Linked DNA regions of Mus musculus: all the other regions are linked to region 3. A link is a loop called in an ENCODE intact Hi-C map of the cell type or tissue named here. Cell type or tissue: left cerebral cortex. All regions are shown on one strand.

Region 1 (8,000 bases), 77 kb before region 3:
CACCCTCTGCACCAGACTGTGCTGAGGACAGTGCCTTCCACTGTAGAACTAAACACTTCCTCTCCCCTCTGCCCCATCTCACAGAAATGACTGCTCACGACAAGAACTCTGAAAACATGTCACCCATGAGCCTCATTTTGAATTCGAGTAATGAGCCAGAAATGATTTTCTTTCAGAACCAACTTTGCATCACACAAGAATGGAGTGAGGATGGCTGGACTAAATCAGCCCCCTTCTCTCCAGGCTCAGGCAGACAGACAAAGAAAGACTTGTCAGAAAGCAGAGGGGAGGCGTGGAGGGCGGGTGCACTCCTCTAATCCCAGCACTCAGGAGGCAGAGGCAGGCGAGTATCTGAGTGTGAGGTCAGCCTCCTTTACAGACGACTTCCAGGACAGCCAAGATTACACAGAAAATCCAGGCCAATGAACCAGACAGTAGCTAGAGGTCATGGCCTTTGATTTGAGAGGTTTTAGTTTAAAAAAAAGAAAAAAGCCTATGGAAGTCCTCCAGGAGGGCTGAGGACTGGCAGGAATGAACTTCGGTTAAAACGCATAACACATGAGAAGAAGGTCAAGGTGACAACACGGACATATGTCACTCAATAATGCGGGCACACCTGACAAATGCATCATCATCCGGGATTCTGCGGGCTGGAGAGATTCAGCTTGTGCTTACATAATCACAGACAGCCTGGGCTCCACAGTGTGTTTAGGCATAGATCACATATGTATGGTATCAACCTATTCTTTCCAGAGCCATGTTGAACAAACATACCACATAATGAATAGCTGGGAAGATGACTCCATTGATAAGAGCTTGCCTCACAAGAAAAAGCCTGAGTCCAGATCCCAGTACCAGCCATGGCAGTACAAAGCCTGTAATCCCAAAGTCCAGGAGGTAGAGCCAGGAAGATCCTTGGGGCTCTCAGACCAGGTAGTTAGCTCAATCTGTGCGCTCCAGGCTCAGTAGAGACCCTGTCTCAAAAAATGCTGTGGAGAGTGATTAACGAAGAAACCCAATGTCAACCTCTACCCTTCACACAAGTGTGCGTGGGCACCTGCACACTTATGGGCACAAAAATACCAAAAAACAAAAACAAAACTTGTCAGGTGGTGGCAGCACACGCCTTTAATCCCAGCACTCGGAAAAGGTAGGCAGATATCTGAGTTCAAGGCCAGCCCCCTCTACAGAGTGAGTTCCAGGGCGGCCAAGACCACACAGAAAATCCTGTCTCAACAAAAACAAAGCAAAACAAGCAAAACAAAACCCTTAAACACAAAATGAAAAGATACTTAGTCAAGAGAGGGCAAACTAAAGACAGATGAGCTGCGGCCAGCCTAGTAGGATGCTCTGTGGGAAACTTTAAAATGTTCAAATGTGTTCTAAAATAACACTAGAGAGCACCTCCTAGTAGTTACCTAACAGTGAGAGTCACCTGTCATCCTCCTCAGACATCCCAAGCCACCACACGTCACATTTCTATACACACAATGCGAGCATCACCACAAACACCCAAAGAATGAGCTGCATGCAAGGCACAGCACTGCGTCAACAGAGGTGTCTCTGCTCCTTTATAGTCTCAGGGGGCCAGCTGGGTTTTTTGTTTTTGTTTTTGCTTTTTATATGTAAGTACACTGTAACTGTCTTCAGTCACTCCAGAAGAGGGAGTCAGATCTCATTACAGATGGTTGTGAGCCACCATGTGGTTGCTGGGATTTGAACTCAGGACGCTGGAAGAGCAGTCAGTGCTCTTAACCGCTGAGCCATCTCTCCAGCCCGCAGGGGGCCATCTTTGTCCGTGCAACCCATCACCAACCCTGACAGACTGTCCAGGAACCAACAAAATAGTGGGTGACCGGAGAGCAGAGTTTTACCCAGCAAGCAGAAAAGACAATGGAGAGTCTTGCCTTTTAGAAAGCAAAGTTCTGCACTAAAGTTTAAATAAAAAATGAACCACAGAAATCCAGAACAGGGCATTTGGGGACGGAGGGCAAACTAGAGACAGATGAGGTCCTGCAGTCTAGCAGGAGGCTTTACAGGAAACTTGTAAACAATGGAGAAGGATCTGAAGTGACAATTGAGAGCATCACATAGTAGGTACACAAGAAGGTGACTCAAAGTCCCTAAGAGAGAAAAAAAAAATTATGGAGAGCCAAGAGCATGCACGGACGGAAAAATGGCTGAACATTAGAGACGGTGAGTCAGGCTGGGGGCTCTCACGGCGGTCAAGGCACCTCTGCAGGAGCAGGCAGCATCAGAGAGAGCTGACTGAGAGAGAGGCTGGGGACCATTTCCTGACATCACTAGAATGCAGCAGAGGAGCAAGGCCTGGAGGACCGATGAAAGGGTAGACTGGCCCGGTAGCCCTCAAATATGGAGAAACCCCTCAGCCAAAGTGTTCCATTCAGTTGGAAGGCCAGGTGACCTCTGCTTGACTCTCCCACTGGGGAACTTTGCCCTAGTGGGGGTTCCTCAGCCCTCCCACAGGAAGTACAACTCAGAGAGGAGGTCTCCAAGGGTCTGACTGGCCTCCAAACTGCTACTGCTCCAAGCTGCTGGAGCACTATAATCTGAGTGCTGAGTGGGGCCCGAGTCTTAAGCTTCTTTCTGTTTGCTTTGGTTTTCTGTTTGTGTCACCCTGAGTCAGGGTTTTTTTCTGTGTGGCCCTGGCTGTCCTGGACTCACTCTGTAGATTAGGCTAGCCTCAGACTCAGATCTGCCTGCCTCTGCAGGAATTGAAGGTGTGCACCACCACGCCCAGCTGAGAGTCTTAGTTCCTTACAAGCTTCCCAAGGATGCTATAGCATCTTTCCTAGGGAGCACACTTCTGGGGCGAGAAGCAGACCAACGCTAGCATATCAATTTCAAGTCAAAGGGAGCATGGCCCGACTTGGGGAACTGGAAAAGCCCTTTCTGGGGTCCAGCATCCTGAAAGGGTCAGTGAGGCCTCTAACTACCAAAGCCCCAAGGACAATGACATATGGCTTTGGAGGGCAGCTAAGACAGCTGAACTATGGGAGTCTCCCAATAAAAGTAGGGGATGCTATGCTGTAGTGGCCAAACCTACAGTCCAAGCTACTCCAGAGACTGAGGCAAGTAGATCTGGGAGACCAGCCTGAGCAGCCTGGTTGGGGAAGCCGGGGGAGGGGGAGGGTGTTGAGGAGGAGGAAATGAGAAAGGGTGGAGTCAAGATGAGTTAGGTACTTTGAACAACAACCCAGGCACTCAGAATTGGCTCAGAGGACCAAACCCCAGGAGCTGTCCGTCTGCACACGTGTCTATATGGAATCATCTATGCCCCACCCACTCCTCCTCAGCCTGTCTTCCTCCAGGGGAGAGGTAACTGCAGACAGGGAGCCTCTGGTGACTCAGGCGACTAGAAGCCAAATCTGTGCCCTGCAGCTGCATTCACAGGACCCTGTCCTCGCTTTCCGTTGAGCCTTCTAATCCCAAGCCTGTCCTCACTTACTCCAGGGCCCTTCTGACCTCCCCAGTACCGATCGTAGGCTCATCTTCAGAAGTGTCCTCAACTCCCAACCCTTGCAGGCACAGCCCAGAGCCTGAATATTCCCACAACATCGGTATAGTCCCTCTTTAAAAGATGTGTCCCTATCACCGTGATCCTGGGGATGCCTCCGGTAGCCCCCTGGGATGCCTCGATCCTACAAACGTCCCTTTGTGCCCTGTACAGGGCACACAGGAAGTGCTCAGAAGCAGCTGTGCGGGGGGTGGGAGTGGGGGTCAGGGGCTCGCAGGACCTGGTAGGCTCAGCAATCGGAACTCTCACCTTGTAGACTTTGCCGAAGGCGCCGTCTCCCAGCTCGCCCACGATCTCCCATACATCGTTGGGGTCCAGGTCCCGGCGGACGTGCTCATATTCACGGGACTTTCTCTTCTCGAAGGTGGATAACCGCAAGATGCGGCGGAAATTGGCGAAAGCCATGCTGGATGAGGAGCGCGACGACAGGACCCGCGGCTTCGGAGAGCCGCCCTCCTCGCAGCGCAGCACCCGCCGAGTGCGCCAGCGGCCACAGGGAGCTGCAGGAACCGCGGCCCGCCCGCCCCGCCCCGCCCCCTCCTAGACCCGCCTGCAGGACGCCCGGCACCCGCGCGCGCGCCTGTCCCCGCCGGCTCCACCTGCTCTGCGGCGCCCCGAGACCCCTCAATTGGCTGCGGGAGCTCGCGGCTCCGCCCGCGCCGCGGGGCACTCTGGAGACTGTAGTCCGCCGGGTGGCCGGCCCCTGGGCCCGCTGCGCCTCCCGGAACCCCAAACCTCCGGGGTTCAGCTGGTGTCTTTCAACCGCCGTCGGTGCCGAGTGGGTGCATCAGCGCACAGAACTCTCCCGCTGAGGCTTGGTTCGCCAGCTTCCCGCGCGAGATGCCCGCACCCCTCGCCCCGGGACTCACCCCAGTCCTCGGTGCTCTTTGCCTCAAAGTTCACGCGGTCCCAGGTGGCTTTCGCCACACTTCCTAGGCAGGTCTCGTGCTGCCTCTGAGCCCCGCAGAAAGCAGAGCCCCGCGCTTACGCCCATCCGGACTTTCCCCGCCTCCGCCAGCCACAAACGGCCGGGACGCTGGACATGAAACGAGAGTCCCTTTAGGACCTTTAGGCTTCATGGTAGGTTAGCAAATATATTCCTTATTAAGTAAAACTTTCTAGTTATTTTGCGAATTAAAAAGCCCCATTAGAGATAAAAGCGGAGTCATCTCTGGGATGGTGCTCCTATATCCTGGTCCTCATCCCTCTCTACCTTGGCTGCGGGCGTCCCGCATCTTGCACAGCGTCTTTGCTTGGTATCAGAACGTGGGTTCTAGTGATTGTGCTGGGGGCTGGGCAGCTGCAGAATCTATGCTGGAGACCCTCCCATCCTGAACAAGAGTGTCTCACACTCGGGCACTCTTAACTCGAGAAAGCGTTTTAATTGTTGGTCCCCTTCGTCCGGACTCTTCGAAAATATCCCTAGAGTCTCGCGCCAAATGCTGTTCCCCCATTCGAAAAGCCGGCTGGAGAGTGAATACTAGGCGCGGAGAGGGTTGTGTGTGCTAAGGACGTCCGGAATAAAAGTTGCTCCAGTTCCAATTGTTCCCACCACAAAATGAGTGCGGGGAAAATTTATAATTAAAAGAAGAAAATGTCATGCAAAACTGTTCTTGTTGAGTCAGCCTGTGGACCAGCCAAAGTGTACATCTGTCACTCGGTTGAGCGGGACCTGCTGAAGTCTGTGCAGCTATACCGGGTGGACAGAGGGTCAGAATGCGCTAACCATTTCCAGGAGTTCCAAAAGAAAACAAAGTAAGGATAAAAATGGAAAGGTCCGTTAAAAATGTCCTGCTACATGAAAGAAGCCAGACCCAAAGATCGCACGAGGTATGACTGCATTTTTATGACCGGTCCAGAAAAGGCAACGCTGTGGAGTTGCTCCCAGACACGGGGACTGACTGGAAAGAGCCATGAGGAATCTCACTCTGGTGGTGAAAATGCTGGGTCTCAGTGGCAGGGGGTGGGGGTGGGGGCGTAAAGGGACAGTTCCACAACTCCGGAAACTTGCCCCAAATCACGAGTGACTTTTGTTTTGTAAGGTGTTTGGGTGGGGGGCGTGTAACTTATGTAGCTGGAGTTAAAAGGAGGCTCAACAGAACCAAAGCTGCTTTGAAACTTCTGTTAAATCGGGGTTTCTTTCCTCAACTGTCTCTGGCTACAGAGCCTCACACTAATCTAGTGAATGAAGGGCTGTGCCTTCCCCCCACCCTACTTTCTGGAACAACTTAAAATAGAAATTAGTAAGATCAAGCTGGGCATGGTGGCGCATGCCTTTAATCCCAGCATTTGGGAGGCAGAGGCAGGCGGATTTCTGAGTTTGAGGCCAGCCTGGTCTACAAAGTGAGTTCCAGGACAGCCAGAACTACACAGAGAAACCCTGCCTCAAAACAAAACAAAACAAAACAAAAAACCAAAAAACCACCACCAACAACAACAACAACAAAAAAAAACACCACCACCACCAAAAAAGAGTAAGATCGATAAATAGTGCCTTTGATGTGTTTATCTCAATGAAAGAGTCTAAGTTTGCAGTTTTATTACAGCCTTTCAGTGTCTTTGAGATGCTGACCACTTTTTTGTGTTATTGGATTTGGCAGGAGTGGAAGGGGAGCGATATTTTGTTTGAGACAGGGTTACTCTATGTAGTCCTGGCTGTCCTGTTACTTGAGGCTGGCCTCACAGAACTCCTCCTGCCCCTGCCTCCCTAATGCTGGGAATTAAAGGTCAAATTGGGGCCCTACAGCATCTTCCTACCATTCTGTTCTTTCCTTGGCCATTAAAAAACAATAAATTTCCTGTCTTTTTGCATCTAGGAATTTTATTGTTTATTTCTGTGTGAGTGTGTGTGTTTTTTCCAGTGTATGGGTTCACATGTTGAGGTCTGAGGACCACTTACAGAAATTGGTTCATTCCTGCCACCATGTGGGTCCTCAGGATTAACTCAGAATTATTAACTCAGACCTCCAGGCTCTGCTGAGCCACCTCACTTTTTAAACATGTTATCTTTGTGTACTATTGATGTGATCTGGGCTGCTTTTATGTTTATATGAGTATGGTGTTTCCCTGCTACTGAGGGTTGAGCCCAGGTTCTTGTACAGAGGAAACATGCTCTGTGATGGAACTACACCCCCAAGGTGAGCCAAAGTTTTTAACTTAAAAAAGTTTTTCCCCTCGCCTGGCGATGGTGGCGTATGCCTTTGATCCCAGCACTTGGGAGGCAGAGGCAGGCAGATTTCTGAGTTCAAGGCCAGCCTGGTCTACAAAGTGAATTCCAGGACAACCAGGGCTATACAGAGAAACCCTGTCTCGAACACCCCCCCCCCCCAAAAAAAAATCAACTTAAAGTGCTGGAGTGATGTCTCCTCAATGGTTGCTCTTCCAGAGGAAGATTCAATTCCCAGTACCCAGGTGGCAGTGCAAGGTCATCTGTCACTCCAGTTTCATGTGACCTGAAGCCCTCTTCTGACCTTCCAAGGCACTGCATGAGGGTAGTGCACAGAAATACATGCAAGCAAAAACACTTAAGGGGGGAAAATTCAATTTAGGGCAGGCATGGTGGCACATATCTTTGATCCCAGCATTCAGGAACCAGAGGCAAGTGACTCTCTGAGTTCAAGGCCAACCTGCCCTATATATCAACTTCCAGACCAGCCAGAGTTACATAGTGAAAGCCTGTCTCAAAAGAACACGAATCAAGTTCTTTGAGGTTTCATTTCTATCAGCAGGAATGTTCTCCCTTAAGATTCTCTGTTAGGGAGTTTTGCCAGGACTGGGTTGTCCCACAGTCAGGATAGAGAAACATCTCCATTGCCTCTCCAGGCAACTCCCATACCCTCTCCTTTCAAATTTATCTTTCCAGCGCTGGAGATTAATGCCAGACCCTTGCTCATGCTAGGCAAGTGCTCAGCCACGAACCACACAGTGGCTTGTGCTTAGCTTCTTTTAACTCAACACATTTCTGATATTCATCATGTTGAATGAATCCATGGCTCGCCCATATTCTACATTAATACACTGTCCATCAACCATTGAGGGACAGACAGCTGGGTTTGGGATTTATCCATTTGGTTATTATGAATAAAGCTGACATATGGAAATGATGGAGTTGAGGACATCTGACCTCAAAATTCGTCACTTTCTTGCCCTTCATTCAATGGGTCCCCATCTCCTTCCTCTATCTGAGCAAAGGCACAGAGATGCTAAGAATCAACTGAAATCCTTTCTGACCTCCTGCCACACTTTCCTACAGATGACTTTCCATTCTTCACCAAGCCTAAGGCCAAAGGATCTGTCTCACAAGACTACTTCACTCTTGGCACACACAAGTCATAAGTTCAGGGTGTTGTCTGGTGTTTTAACCAATCAGTAATAACATCAGAGGGCCCCATGATTTATAAGGTTAGATAGAACAGTGTGTATGCACACATCTATGTGTACATCTATGTGCATATGTATGCAT
Region 2 (8,000 bases), 62 kb before region 3:
AGGGAGGTCTTGGGAACTTAAACTTTACTAGACCCCCTCCTCAAAATGGAAGTCTTATTTTAAATAGATGCAGGTGTCTCTCTTATGTTGGGGTCCATCCTAGGGGCAGCTTATAAAGGCAGATACCATAAAAGCTTATACATAGGTGCAGGAAGTGCTGTTGGGTAGTTAGTTCAGGTCCAATCTTATTGTGGGCATACAAAACAGTTCCACTGACTTCTACTGCGATTGGTTTTCAAGGGCACGGAACATAATCAAATATGTAAACAATCCTGGCATTAAAAAGTTTCCTTATAACGGCAGGATATCCAGGTAGCATTATTTTACCTAGGACCTAACATTTATAACATTCTAATTGACCTCAAGACAACCAGAGACTTTGAGGGTCCCCAATACCACTGACCTGATACTCAATAACATAATCAAACCTGGTATGCCACCAATGTATGAAGAAACAGCTCACCCAAGACCCTTATCTGCAAGTCAAACTGGGAACCATGAAATCCAGCTATTTATTGTAAAGCCTCATTAACAAATGGGGGATTTGGCTAACAGGTTTGTGAATAAGATAAATGCAACTGGCAGTAGGTGCTTCTTGCCATGGTACCACAGTGAGAAGGGAACCAGGAAAAACCAAATCCCAGGTAGAACTGGTCATTTCAATCCCTTCTATAGAGATAAAGGTATTGCTTTGGGGGAATTGCAAGCAACCTCATCAGTCCCTATGCCCTTCCAACATTAACAACAGTCTGTGGTTACTACAGTGTCTGTGCCAGGTAGCCAGGGACACTCTGTGCAGGCTGGCACTCCAAAGTGAAAAATGACAGCCAGAGACTGGCCAAGCAGAAAGGCCTCACCACTGAGCTTATGTTACAAGTGTTAGTTCTCTTTGAGACTAGATGGCTTCTGTCAGGGGGCAGCTTTAGGGTCTAGGTGTGATTCTTTGGGAAAACGCTCCAGAGGCCTTTGATGGTCCCAGACGGTATTGAGCATCTTGAGTAAAGGATAACGGCTCCCAGAGCAGACACAGCACTATATCCTTTACTCAGAATGGAGGTGAGGGAGGGGGCGGGAGAGCTCGAGAGAGTACTTAACCTGTCTTTTTTCCCATGGGAGTCGGGCGGCACTGTAAAGCTTTAATGAACAGAACATCAGAATCAGATTTTTTTTCTTTTTTTTTTTAAAAGGATTTATTTATCTTTATGTGAGTACACCCCAGAAGAGGGCATCAGATCTCATTATGGGTGGTTGTGAGCCATTATGTAGTTGCTGGGATTTGAACTCAGGACCAGTCAGTGCTCTTAACCGCTGAGCCATCTCTCCAGCCCCAGCATCAAATTTCTGTGGAAGCACTCAGTGTGTGTTATATACATGTGGAGTTGTAGTTGGTTCTGATCCTTCTTGTGTGTTACAAGGGTTAGTTAGTTTTTGGGGCAAGTGCTAAGCTATCTTGACAACCCATCAAAATTTAAAACATTCCTTTTTTAAGCATCTTCATGATGGGTCAATGGCAATTGTGTGTTTGCAGCACCCAAGGGCTGAAGACATAGATTGATTAGGAGGGCATCTTGGGCTTTGTAGCAAGAACTGTCTCAAGGCACAAAACTCCTGGTAGTTCTAGAAGGGAGTCAGGAATTATAATTTATAAATGAGAATCTGTGTAAAAACTAAAATTCAAACAAACCAGTCAAACAAATCTAGTTTGTGTTGGGACTAGAAATACAAAGAAAATAACCAATCTGAGTTTGCTTTGCTATAGAGCATTTTATTTTAGATTTATATATTTCATGTGCTTGAGTAATGTGTTTGCTTAAGCATATATGACTGCACACTGTGTGATTGCAGGCTGCCCTCAGAGGTCAAAAGACAGCACTGAGAAGAGTCACAGAGAGTTGTGAACTACCATGCTGGTGCTAGGAATCAAACCTGGGTCCTCTGCAAGAACAAGCTTTTTGTTTTATAAAGAGTTCCAAGTTGTTGTTGTTTTTAATCAAATTTATTTATTTTATGTACATGAGTGTACTGTAGCTGTCTTCAGACACATCAGAAGAGGGCATCAGACCCCATTACAGATGGTTGTGAGCCACCATGTGGGTGCTGGGATTTGAACTCAGGACCTCAGGAAGAGCAGTCAGTGCTCTTAGCCGCTGAGCCATCTCTCCAGCTCCAGCTTTTTTTTTTTCCCTAGTGACTTAAAAAAAATTAGCAGCGAATGCGCAGGGCTTGGAGAGCCGTTCAGCCGTCAGTGTGATACTTGTGAGGCCCTGGGCTCCATGCTGTGTATATCGGTGCTCTGAGTCTGCAGTTTTCAGACTGCATTACAAGTTCCTAGTCACATGAGTGTTCTAGAGCACAGGCAATGGGGAGGGGCAGGGGGACACTATGGGTGAGACTCTCTGGCCTGGTAAAGGTTTTAGCCCAGGTCCACAGGCAGATTCTTCCACATCACTGTCTGTTAGAAGGAACTTTGAGGGGCATTAGCTAAGCAAAGCAGTCACCTCTTCCCCTAGTGCTTGGTTCTCATGTGTTCTCCCCATCCTAGACCTCACACTTCAGACTAAGTAAGGCCAAGTCAACTGTGTCCAACCTCTGACAAGTTACCCAGGCTCCTGTCACAGAACTAGAGATGACAGTCTAACAGGTCCTATCATAAGAGACCCCAAGGGCAGTCACAGGATACTAGCCATCTCCAAAGATGCTATCAGCTGGATTCCCTTTCTAAGAAAAATGCACAGGGTCAGACCAGCTGAGTGATGCCCATTTGCTAAGAAGGCTACCTTTCCACCACCACGAAAAAGATAAAAATTATCAAGCAGCTTCAGGAAAAGGGGCCATGGTCTAATCTTTTCACACTCATAAGCTCCAGAAAACAATGAAGTAGTTAGTGAAAGAAAACTAAATGAGAGGCTAGTATCCTTTGGAATAGGGAAGGCCCTTTAAGAAACCCAGAGGCCATAAAAAGTCCAACAGATGATGTGTTGTTAAAGAGAGGAACTCCCTTCTTAGGCCCTGGCTGGCTGGGAACGCCACAGGCAGAGCAGGCTGCCCTCCAATTCAGATTGCCTCTACCCACCAAGTGCTAGGATTAGAGATGAGCACAACCACACCTGATGAGACTTAAAAGGTTTGACTATGAAAAACTTGAAAAATTAGCACAATACACACAAAGTAAGATATATACACCATTGTTTGAGTATGTGAATGCAGAGGCCAGAGATGACACTGGGTGTCATTCCTCTCAAGGCGGGTCGCTCACTGAAACTGGAGCTCCCCAGTTTGGCCCAACTGGCTGAGTGTTGGAATCCAGTGTTGCCTTGGCAGCACAGCAAGTAGTAGCGACTGAGCCATGGTGAACCTATTTTAGACCAAGGCAGCAGTGCTGGTGAGGCACACCTCTAAGTGACCTGCAGTATGTGGTGGAGCAGAGCTTAGGTTTGGTGGTCACTACCGGTTTTAGAGAGAACACTTCACACTTTCCTATAGGATGCAGGAAACTGTCGCTGTATAGAGAAATAATGGCAAAGACAAAGAGAAAAGTTGAATTTTTTTTTTTAAAAAAAGCACAAAACCCCTACATACTAAAATGATACACATCAAGTATTGATCCAATCTTACATCGACCTATTGACAATTACCAGCACCATGTTTTTTTCTCACCTAGGTTATTAACCTATTGACAATTTCCAGCACCTAGGTTTTTTTCTCACCATGCCTGGAGGATTGTTATTCAAAGTATATGTTCCTTTAAAATTTAAACAAACAAACAAACAAACAAAAACCAAAAGACCCCACAAATCTCTTAGGACAAACCCTCAAGAAACAAGACCTTTTAACAATCAGGTTATTCATGACACCATCAAATTTCCTTTAGAAAAATAATAGGTTTAACCACTTTTCCAACTGACGGACTTTGAGATACTGTTATTCAATATGACAAATGAACCAACCTTCTTGATGGTGGGAGGGAGATGCACTGGAATACCCTAGAGCCTCCACATGGAAATGTGGGCATCCTTGGTTGCTAAAGCTGTGTGTGCACTTCTGAATTTAGATCAGTCACCACCAAATCTAAATTAGATACAATCACAAACTAAATGATGAACAGAATTAGGGAAATGGTTAAAGTTCTCAGAAATGTAAGTTATAATTATAGATATATTTAAACAGGCTATAAGAAATTTAATACTTAAAAATTACATTTTAAACTGCTTAGAGGTTTCATTCTGCCACTAAAATTATGAATGGCATTTTATATCCGAATAGGAGGTTTGGTATTTCCTGACTGAGAAAAGCACAGACCCTTCTTTCATCTACTGTTCACATCTCACAAACTTTCAGAGACAGTGTGGTCACATGATAGTCCCCTTCTCAGGGAACCAACTTTTTTTTTTAAGACACAGTCTCACTAAGTAGCTCTGGCTGGCCTAGAACTAGCTGTGTATTCCAGGCTGGTCTCAAATTCTGAGATCTGCCTCTTTCTACCTCTCAAGGCCCAGGATTAAAGGCAGGTACAACATGCCTGGCAAAAACAGCTTTTAAAAGGCTCCAGATTAAATATAACCCTTGGCAGCTTTCTCCAGAGAAGGTGAGCCTGATTTACTATGTTCAGTCCCTTAGCCCAGTGTGCAGATGGAGGTTAATTCACCTTTGTTGGGAAGGTGTGGGAGGAACCCTGCCACCACAGTGACTGGAGTCAGAGTTAAGTGAAAGCACTCCAGTCTGAGCCAGGCGCTACCATCTGTTCCCACCAATGCAGTTTAAATGACACTAGTTAGCTATCACACACGAACATTTTGAATTGGAATTTTCTCCAAGGCTTAGAATAGGCACAGTTTTCCCAGGAACAGGCAGAGAGGGTTTTACTCACATTCCCTGCAGGCAGGAAGGAGAAGATTGCTTTTCATTCTGGACTGGAAGCAGCTATACTCCATTTCTGTCTTGCCTGGCCCAGGAATATATAGGCGGGGCCAGGAAGCTACAGAAATGGTCACGCAGAGCATCAGGGTCAGCAAAGACATCACATAGTAGCTAGCTGTCAAGCCTGGGTCCACAGATATGTTAAGATTACTATGAAGCAAGACTAGAAACTTCTCAACTGAGAATACAAGCTCTAACTACTTACTAACGTGCTGCTCAGGGCGCCAGAGGGTGCCCGCTGCCAGCATGACGGCCACAGGACTGAGTGCATGTCAACAGGGAGCAGAACTTGGTGGGAGGGGAAGGAACACTGACAACTCCCAGTCTCACTGCCTCCTGGTGGGTAGGACTACAAACCCAGAAGAGAAGCAAAACTCTATGCTCTTTTAGGTTCCACTTTAAAAGAAAAAAAAGATTAGGTTTTGTAACTGTTATTGATGGTTCTGGAAAAAAAAAAATTTGACATGTATGTCATAAAAATTCTGTGTCCAAAAGGTGCTTGGTGCTGTTTTTGATGGGTCTGGTGTCTGTTTACATTCGAGATCATTTAAATACAGCCATTACACAGTTGATAAATGTTTTAAAATAAATGGTTATCTATTTCTTAACTGTCTTTCAAATTAGAAATTGTAATTATAAGAGTATCAGAGGCTGGCTCTGTGTGTTTTATTATTTTTGTTGGTCTCCATCACAGATGGAATTTTTCACTGGTAATTCCTCAGAACTAAATCCATTCATAGGGAATTCAGAGCAGTGAAAATAAATTTCACGCCTTAAGAGTAAGAAATGGTAACAATAAAAAGGAGCCACGGGATCTTGGAAGAAGGCAAGTCCAGCTCAGTTCTCCACTGGTGTTGGGGTTTGCACAGGCTGGCTCACTATAACCTGCACCACATAGTCCTTGGGGATCTTCAGCTCCTCCAGCTTCATCTTATCCGTGAGAGGCCTGCCAGAGAAGAACCAGCGCTGGCTGCCTGGCTCCACGCCCTCTGTGGCGTGTAAGCGCCTCTTCATGTGAAACACTGTGTCTGTGCTGCGGACCACGAGCCTGAGGTCTTTGCCTGTGGAGAGCCGCAGGCGGAGCTGAGATTCGTGTCCAGAATTGGGAGGTGGCTCAGGAATATCAAGAGTCTCTATGTCACTCTTTTCCTCTATCATGTTGATTGGTGGTGCCAGGCAATAGACTGGCAGCTGGTACCGGTTCCCCAGCTCATCGTAGCACTCTGTCAGTGCACCTGCAGAGAGAGGGGACAGGGACAGTTTCAGTGAGTGTGCTTCTCTCTACTCAGTGCTGTCAGCTTTATCTCTCTCATCAGAAACTCCGACAGGTACGCTGCTAGGGAATCAGAGCAGGAAAGCCAAGACAAAAGCTCTAAGAGGACTCTGGCAGACATGGGGCCCTGCCAGTTTATCACCGTGGATCCTTACTCCCTCCCTGCAAACAGAAGAAAACGCCTGTGCTTCCAGCAGTGGGAACAAAAGAAACCACATGCGGGACTGTGCATCAGGTGCAGCTACACATGTATCGACATTAAAAGAATCGTAAAAAATACTATGAATACCCCCATGCCTACAAATTTGATCCACTAGATGAAACAATTCTCTGAAAAACATTATCTGACAAAGCTTACAAATGTAGAGGCAATCTGAGTAGGTCTTATCAACAGAAACTGATTCAGTAACTAATAACTTTTTAAAACAGAAAGCAGCCGGACGGTGGTGGCGCACGCCTTTAATCCCAGCACTTGGGAGGCAGAGGCAGGTGGATTTCTGAGTTCGAGGCCAGCCTGGTCTACAAAGTGAGTTCCAGGACAGCCAGGGCTATACAGAGAAACCTTAATGTTTTGTACCTTAATGCTACAGGTACAAAACAACACAACACAAAACACCTCTAAAGGCTAATCTCAAGAAAAGACTGCAATATCTTCAACAAAATATGAGGTAAGTCAAATACAACACTTAAAAAACATTACATACCACTCTCAAGTCAAAATTAATTCTAAGTATTCAAGACTGGCTCAATCTTTAGATATTTGCTAATTCATAGCATTAGGTTAAGCAAAAAAGTATCATAAGCAAAAAAACCCACTTGGCAAAATCTAGTACTTCTTGATAAAAACTCTCAGCAATACTACCTCTTAGCTTCATAAAGAACAGTTTTAGGGGGCTGGAGAGATGGCTTAGTGGTTAAGAGCACTGACTGCTCTTCCAGAGGTTCCAGCCATGGTGGTGGCTTACAACCATCTGTAATGGGATTTGATGCCCTCTTCTGGTGTGTCTGAAGACAGCGACAACGTACCTACAAAAAAAAAAAAAAAAAAAAAAAAAAAGAGCCGGGCATGGTGGTGCACACCTTTAATCCCAGCACTCGGGAGGCAAAGGCAGGTGGATTTCTGAGTTCGAGGCCAGCCTGGTCTACAAAGTGAGTTCCAGGACAACCAGGGCTATACAGAGAAACCCTGTCTTGAAAAAAAAAAAAAGTTAAAAAAAAATCCTGTAACACTAAACTTAAAGGTTAAATTTCTCATTAAGATTAGGAACTAGGCTAGTGCAAGACAGATTAGGAAGGAAAGAACAGAAATGTCTTTACTAGTAGCTTTTCTAGGCCAGTGGTTCTCAACCTTCCTAATGCTGTGACCTTTAATCCAGTTTCTCATGTTGTTGTGACCCCCCTAAACAATAAAATAATTTTTGTTGCTTCTTCAGATTTTTGCTACTGTTATTAATTGTAATATATCTGATACCAGGATATTTGATATATGTCCCCAAAGGGGTCTTGACCTAGAAAATCTGAAGAATCAACAAAATGATCTCAGATCCAATGAGCATCACATTAAGGTTAATCTATAAAGCTGGCTGCCCCACATGCAGCAGCAAACAATGGTGTCTGAAACTACAAGACCATGTACATTAGCACACCCAAAGCGGGGCATGAAGATACAAACCTTAACAAATGTTTAAGACCTGAGCAGATAATGGAGGACTTGTAGTACCCAAGATGGTATGGAACTGGGCATGGAAGCTTATACTGTAACCCCAGCACTTGGAAGGGTGAATTATGAAGAGAGCAATAATTTGAGGCT
Region 3 (8,000 bases):
CAAAGAGGAAGCGTTAGCCATAAAAGAAAATTAATTGGACTTTATTAAAATTACAGACAATTGTACAAAAAAAAAAAACCCAAAAAACAAAACAAATAAGAACTATCCAGAAAATGAAAAGATCATCCACAGTATGGGAAAAACATTTGCACGGATGTATTTGACATAAAGATCCCAGCATCAGAGCCAAAGGCTTGGGTAGACACTTTCCCCAAAAGTATATGCATGGCTATCAAGTACATAAAAAGATACCAAATAGCAGAACTCATCAGGGAATTCAAACCAAACCTGAAGGACATGGCATTTCAAAACCTCTAGAGTTGCGATGTCCTGAAAAATGGAAAATAACAAGTGCTGGTGAGGAGGGAGAGAAATTGCAGAGAGATTTCAGGTAGGAATGTAAGACAAGTATGGGCTCTATAAAAAAGTCTGGCAGGTCCTCAAAAAGATAAGTAGAATCGTCATAATTCCCCAACAGTTCTACTTCTAGGTATTTTTTTTTAAAAGAAATGAAAATATATGTTTATGCAACTGAAGCTCACAAATTTATTATTTGCACCAAAATGTAGAAACAACTCAAATATAAAGCAAGAGGCAGCTAGGTAAGAGAAATGTATACACACTTACAACAGGATATTATTCAATCATAAAAAGATTAAATACTGACACCTGCTATTAGATGAGCCCAGAAAGATTATGTTAGGTGAAATAAACCACAAAGGAAAGACTACTATGAGATTCCATTTATATGAAACATTCTGAACAGGTAAACATCATTTAAAAAAAAAAAAGGTGCATTAAGAGACTGAGAAGAGAGAGACATAGCCTCTGAAGAAAAGAAATGTGGATGTGGATGGTGATGACAGTTATAGAACATTGAACTGCATTCAAAATAGTTATCAACATGTGGTGGCACACTGCATCTAGCACCCAGGAGGCAGAGGCAGGCGGATCTCTGAGTTTGAGGCCAGCCTGGTTTACAGAGTCAGGAGAGCCAGGGCTACACAGACAGACCTTGTCTTTAATAACAGTAACAAAAACAAACAACAAAAAAGGTTAATACCACATTTTATGGTAGTTTCTTAAATAAAACAAGAAAAGGAGGAAAGCTTTTTTAATTTCAGTCCTGAATAAAAAACTCTCACTGCCATTCTAAGCATTCTATATGACATGGAGGACATTATTTAGTTTCTTCAGGCTTCAATCTTCACCTACAATATAGGTTGACTGATATTCATCTCAAAGAATTGTAGACTCAATGCATCTATTAACCCCTTAGCACAGGACTCGTTACATAATAAATACCAGATAAATACAGTAGATTTTATAATTCCAAAGACACTGTTACTCACTGAGTAGGTGTCTGTAAGGCTGCTATAAATGGGTATCTGAAAGAACTCCATAACGATGCAAAGACATCCTGAAGTAGTGATTAAGGCAACACATGTCCAGCACTTGCCTAGCTTCCTGAGAACCTAGGAACCTGCAAATACCAGAACTGGTTCTCTTGGGTGTCACTAAAGAGCTCACTAAAGAGATAAACTTAAAAAATAAGCACACTGGCTTGTTTCCAATTAATTGTATTGATGCTCTCCTTAAATATTTATTTCTAAAAAATCATAAAGGGACCAGAATAAAGGCTCCAGAGTTCAATCCCTGGGACCAACATGGTAGAAGAAGAGAACCAAAAACTGTCTGTCCTCCATTTATATTTGCAACACACACATACCCTTACCCCTTGTCTACAGGTCTTAAGTACCAAGTCCAGCTTCACAATGTTATTAAAAAGAGAACCATAGAGAATACGCTATTTAAAAATGCCTCAACCATGGAAGACTCAAGGAAATGAAAGTGTGGGGAGTACATTAGCTAATCTTGAATCTATAAGACCTGTCTTGTTTCAAATTCGGCACACACACACAAAAAAAGCCTATGTACCTTAAAACCCAAACCTGAATTCTAGATAAGGTAGACCAGAAGAACTCTAGATAGCATAAAAAACTCAAACAGTGTGGTGTACGCCTTTAATCCCAGCACTCGGGGCTGGCAAGATGGCTCAGTGGTTAAGAGCGCCGACTGCTCTTCCGAAGGTCCCGAGTTCAAATCCCAGCAACCACATGGTGGCTCACAACCATCCATAACGAAATCTGATGCCCTCTTCTGGAGTGTCTGAGGACAGCTACAGTGTACTTACATACAATAAATAAATAAATCTTTAAAAAAAATTATAATCCCAGCACTCAGGAGGCAGAGGCAGGCGGATTTCTGAGTTCAAGATCAGCCTGATCTACAAAGTGAGTTCCAGGACAGCCAGGGCTATACAGAGAAACCCTGTCTCAAAAAACCAAACCAAACCAAACCAAACCAAACCAAACCAAAAAACTCAAACACAAGTCTTAGTGTGAAAATTAAGCCATCACCATAGTGTTATAATGTTCTGTAAGAATTCTCCAAATTCTTTCACAGAAGTAATCTACCTAAGATGACTTTTTTTTTGGATATTTTATACTCACATTAAAAATACTTGGATCCAGAAGGAAAAGGAAAATACAATATCCAAGTATTTCAGATTATATCTATTATGAGCCAGCTGACTTGGAAAGGCTAGGGTCATTCTAAAATGGTGGTGCTCACATAGCACTATGAATGTTAACCATCATGAAATACATCTGAAGGCTGCATTATACTCCATGTTGATAAAAATCAATATAACCAGATTAAAACTGCTGATGTTTGAAAAGCTAAGATCTTTGCTAACACCCTTAGGAAAAAAGTCATTCCCTTTCAAACAACAACAACAAAAAAGAACTGCTAACATGTTAAACTGAAACACATATTACAGTAACTTTTTGTTGTTTTTTTGGTAACACAGTTTTGCTATGCAGCCAGGTCTGGCCTGGAGCTTAAGATCATCTAGCTCCAGCCTTCAGAGTTGCTGGCTCCAGTTAGCTCTTACCTCTCATGACAGTAATGGAGAACAAAGGCTTCCAAAATTAAATTCCAGAAAGAATTCTTTTATCCCCTACAGACCCGTCTTCTGCCAGCTACATCAGGGCTATCCCGTGTCCTTTCCCCAGAAGAAAAAGACGGGGTACTCCCTCTTTTAAAACTTCTCTTTAGAAAAACTGCAGATTATGGTCCAGAAAACTTAAATGTTGAAAGAAACAGATATTAGAGCTATCTAACTGTAGGCTACTGGTAGAAATTATCTAAAGCTAGGATTTCATGCTTCTAAAAGCTCATGCTAATACTGTGATTGGATCCTAAGTTGCACTGCCAAAAGGCTCAATCTTAAAGGAATATTATAATTTTAACATATGTCAAAGTTATACTGAATGCTAGTAAGTACTAGCATGCTTAACTGGTACCATCTGATCACTGATCTGCCCTCAGCCCAGTGGTATCACGCCCTTTCTACACTTGGGCTTTGTTGTCAAAAGGACCTCACCAAGTAAATAGGCTGTGACGTGAAATCCACTACAAAGGAGCATTTCCATGGACTACTTTTTCACGACAGTTTTCACTGAGTTCTCAAATAACTTGCCCAACATTTAGTGACAGAGATTTTAGTGAAGTGGAACGGCTAAAACATCACGTAAAAAGGGAAATGTCTTGTACAAAAGTTGGGTGCCTAAGAGTCGTCTCAAGGTGTGAAAAGATGTGCCTATTCTCATGCAACTAAACAACTTTAAAATATGCACCCGATTTGAAGGCACCCAATACAAGGTTCGAATCAAATCATGTTATCCCTGGTTGGTGGCTCTTTTCTACAAGGTTCGAACTTCTACACACTCTATATACTGGATGGGCTCCGCACTTTTAAGGTCAATAAAAGCAGAGTCAATCTTACCACTCCTATCCCTCTACAACGACTACGAATGGAATTAAGAGACCTCTCATCACGGTTACGGTAACCCAGAAGTGCGAGTCGCGTTGGAAAAACTTTTACTCAAAGCACTAATCTTATACTGGGGTACTTTCTATCCTGCACGTTTTCCTTTTACGTAAGACACATCGGAATTTGACGAGTGCGCCCCGACGGCACATTGGGCTAACGCCCCTGGCAGCAGCAGAGAGCCACGTTTTCCTCGGGCCGATCGTCTCCCCCCTCCTCCATAAAACACTGCCCATGGCCACTTGGAGACTTCCCCAACCCAGCTCCAGAAACTGGAACCAACCGGGGCAGCTGTCATCCGAAACTCAGGAAAGCTGAGCCCGGCCAACTCTGCCGACGCGGGAAGGGCTGGGGGTGCGGCGGGGCCCGTCGGGGGCACTCCCGGCTGTCCCCCTCCCCGGCCCCACGAGCCGCAATCCGGCAGCCGAGTTGTCCTCCCAGCTAGAGTACCCCCCAATCCAGGCCTAGGCCCGCGGTCCCGCGTGGGGCCCGAAGCGCGTGGCGGGGCCGACGCAGAGCAGAAACGACAAAGGGGCGCGGGGTCGGGACAGGTGGCCGCCGCCGCGAACAATGGGGGGCCGCGGCTGCCCCCTGGCGCCACCTACCTCCCGTGCCGTCCGAGTTCTCGTTGAGGCTGCCCGAAGAGTCGTGCTGGGCGCCCACGCACCCGCCCATGGGGCCGCGGCCGCCACCTCAGGGCGCTCGTCCCGGCCGCCGCCTCAGCCTGCTCCCGCGTCGCCGCCTCGGGCCAGGCGCCGCTCTCTCGCCGCTCAGCCTCCGCCCCCTCGCCGCTCCTCCCACCGCCTCGCCCAGCCCCTTCCTCCGCGCCCACTTCTACCTCAGCCCCCCGGCCGCCTGGCCCGCAGGCCCGGCCCGCGTGCCTTCCTCGGCTCCCGCTCGGCCCCGCCAGGCCGGGCTTGGCCCATCCCGGGCGGGCCGCAGCGCCCGCTCGCCCCTCACTTCCCCGCGCCCCCGCGTCTAGGCAAGCCCCACCACTGCCGCCGCCGCCACCCGGCTGCCAGGCCCCATCGCCCCCGCCCGCGGCGCCACCCTCAGCCGGGCTCGGCTTGCACTCGGCCGGCCCGCTGGAACGGCCTCGAGGGGCGGGGCCGCGCTCTGATTGGCTGCATGCACCGAGGGGGCGGAGAATACCGAGCAGAACCGAGTGGAGACGAGCGCCCGAGGCCGGGAGAGTAGGGGGCAAGCGGAGGTGGGCCGGAAAGAAGGGGGAGGACTCAAGTAAGGACGAAGTGGCCAGCTCGTCCTTACTTGAGGACGAGGTGGGGCTCCTTCTGGTGTGGCCGGTGGGAGAGGGTACCGAGGAGTCGTAGGAGACTCTGGGTCGTAGACGGGCTGGGCGTGCTTAGAGGGGTTAGCCTGACCGCAAGTCCCTGCACCCCTTGAATTTGTGGAAAGCAGCGAGCTGGCCACCGAGTCTGGGTTTCCCTTACCCCAGGTCCGCAGCCCCTGCCATCACTGCGCCCGCTTGGTAGAGGTGCTCTCTGATTGTGCAGGCCTGTTGTCCCGTGCGGGGAGCGAAGGGGCACGGGTGTGTGTATCGTTCCCACAGGCTTCGCTTTACCGACAATACTACCACTCTAGATCCTGGCATTAGACATCTTAAGTCGTCTTTAGAACAAAGTGAAGTATTAATATTAATACTCTGCATTTTATAAACTAGAATTTGGTACATTGACCACGCCCAACATTCTTGGCGGTTACCATCCCAACCTAAGCCAAACTGTTAATGGCCCCTTTGGAGTTGTGCTCCTTGCTGTGGCGCCTTAACATTTTTATCGGCCTGCTTGGGTGCTTGGGTCTTTGAAAGCATTTTTTTTTCTTTTTTTTTTTTTTTTTTTTTGCCTAAGCTGTTCCACTTTTATGCCAGACTTTCCTTTTATAAAACCCTGGGTCAGCTTTTGCTTAGCATTAAAAAAAAAATTTTTTTTAAGTGAAATACCTAAGAAAGAGACAGTCTGCTTCTTAGGATTTGCATTTAAATGTATTCTCATGCACTGCTGGTGGGAGTGTAAATTGGTTCAATCTTTTTGCAAAGGTTTGGCAGTGCCAATCAACAGCTTTAAAAATGTTCCTACCATTTGAGTGGGGTTATTTCACATCTGGGAGTCTAGCTTTCAGAAAAAGTCCAAATTAAAATTTGCGGCCTGGTATTCATTTGCTAGGCAGGCAAAAATTTGGGTTAAACAAACAAAGCTCTGGGTTTATATGAAAACACAGAAATGGCTCTGAAATAGAAGTCCACTATTTTGTCTTAATGCTTGAAGGATTAGCTTTACCGTCACTGTAGGCCTGAGCTCTGAAAAAAATAAGCAGTATACAGTTAGATGTTGTTACGGATTTTCAGAGCTTGCTTTTCCATAAGGGCTTGGTAACAGCCGTGTCACAGAGCCGTCTATCTGATCCTTCCCAGCTGAATGCTCACGTTGTCAGATACTAGTCACTTTATCTCTTCCCTGAAGGAGAGAGGCTGTCTGAGAATTTGCAAAGAGATTGCTTTGTCCTGAATTTCACTCCAGAAATTGCAGCAACCAAGACTTGTACGATGTCTATTAAACAGATGGTAGGCACCCAAATGCTAAGGGCTTTCTGCTGAGCAGTACACTGGCGCCAGCAAGAGAGAGCAATCTAGTGGAAAGATTCTTAGCAGTGCTTGCTCGCCATCCTGCCTGCATCTTAGAACAGAGACACATGTTCCCAGGAGCAGAGTCATGTAGCTGTAACTCAGCCCCAGATCTGCTATTAACTTCCTGGGTTGGAATCTGGCTTCCATCTTGTATTCCCTGTATGACTTTAACTTTTTGTAGAGCCCAGGTTTCTTCTTGCCGGTAAAACAGGGCCAACAAGTAATACTCCAAGTTCTGTAGGGGCACCGTATTAACTCCTCTGTTTACTCCATATCTAGCCTCACCTATCTAAATTCATTGCTTGCCCAATCTAACACTTAAGAAACATGTTCATACATTTATATCTCTATGATTATATATGTATATATATATATATATGATTATCTGTAGATAAATTATTGCTATATATACTCTCCCTTTCCCTTTTCTTTGAGATGGTCTCACTATATAGCTTTGACCTCACCCTCACAGAGATCTGCCTTCCTCTTTTCTGCTGAATGCTGGAATTAATGGCATGAACCATTATGCCCAACTGTGTGTGTGTGTGTTTATTCATGTGTATGTGAATGTCTGTGGAGGCTAGAAAACAACCTTGGATGTCATTTCTTAAGGGTTGTCCACTGAGTTTTGTGTGGGGCGGGTACATGTGAGTGCCGGTCGGGGCCAATCTTGATGCCGAGACCAAAAAAAAAAAGGTGATTAGCAATGGAGGAAAGACACCCAATGTCAACCTCTGTCCTTCATGTGCACACACAAGCAATGTACACAGCACACACACACCTAATAACCTTCTGTAATAACTTTCAGAAACAATGTACAATATACACTTCCCCTACGATTTTTCAAAGTAATAAAAATTTAAAAATTAAATCCAACTGGGCAGTGGTGGCATATGCCTTTAACCCCAGCACTCGGGAGGCAGACTCAGGAGGATTTCTGAGTTCGAGGCCAGCCTGGTCTACAGAGTGAGTTCCAGGACAGCCAGGGCTACACAGAGAAACCCTGTCTCGAAAAACAAACAAACAAATTTAATCCATAGCCATATGTGTTAGAAGGGTATTTTTTTTCCTGGCCTCACAATTGTTGCTGTTTTGGACACTATCTACCCTTGTAGCCCGCAACCAGCCCTGAGCTCTAGGTTTTAAGTCATTGATCTTTATGCCATGATTATTCAAGTTTGGTGGACTTTGTTACTGTAGCTCTACAGTAAGTTTTAGATTTGTTCCTTTTCTCTCTCTCTCTCTCTCTCTCTCTCTCTCTCTCTCTTGAGATGCGGGTCTTTCAGTCTCATGTTTCTCAGGCTAACCTCAGATTCCTGGGCACAAATCATCATAGCCCCATCCCTGGCCCCACCCCCAGGCCACCCCAGCCCCCAGCTTCCAGGGGAGCTGGAACTACTTATATTTGCTATTATTGCACATGGCTTGTTCTTTTCTAAGCTTGTTTTGTTTATTCTGGGC

The links. Peaks named below come from ENCODE experiments on the same cell type or tissue, not always from the same donor. Only the 100,000 strongest peaks of a DNase experiment are listed, where the experiment ranks them.
Region 1: a loop joins it to region 3, with 4 times the contacts of the local background. A loop is called at or near these places in 14 of 42 quality-filtered maps.
Region 2: it touches region 3 in a loop (3-fold over the local background); 10 of 42 quality-filtered maps call a loop at or near these places.

What each region holds. Positions count from the first base shown.
Region 1 is chr11:32,529,347-32,537,346 of GRCm38, reverse strand. It overlaps Stk10 (serine/threonine kinase 10), which reads right to left and starts at 4,081. Exons shown (of 19, transcript NM_009288.2): 1 at 3,788-4,081. The coding sequence starts at 3,943. It also overlaps a transcript of Efcab9 not described here. In left cerebral cortex, CTCF peaks have their summits at 4,012 and 7,008 (motif pointing left); DNase peaks (open chromatin) are centred at 3,252, 4,159, 5,052, 5,123 and 1 more place; H3K4me3 peaks cover 2,784 bases; H3K27ac peaks cover 1,034 bases.
Region 2 is chr11:32,514,242-32,522,241 of GRCm38, reverse strand. Ubtd2 (ubiquitin domain containing 2) reads right to left here. Exons shown (of 3, transcript NM_173784.4): 3 at 3,533-6,152. The coding sequence ends at 5,755. Among named protein-coding and RNA genes, the nearest start is that of Efcab9, 9.3 kb to the left of the region's middle. In left cerebral cortex, CTCF peaks have their summits at 4,895 and 7,168 (motif pointing left); DNase peaks (open chromatin) are centred at 4,771 and 6,040; H3K27ac peaks cover 583 bases.
Region 3 is chr11:32,452,047-32,460,046 of GRCm38, reverse strand. It overlaps Ubtd2 (ubiquitin domain containing 2), which reads right to left and starts at 4,677. Exons shown (of 3, transcript NM_173784.4): 1 at 4,501-4,677. The coding sequence starts at 4,570. In left cerebral cortex, CTCF peaks have their summits at 4,308 and 4,507 (motif pointing left); DNase peaks (open chromatin) are centred at 4,148, 4,999, 5,965, 6,474 and 3 more places; H3K4me3 peaks cover 2,875 bases; H3K27ac peaks cover 2,622 bases.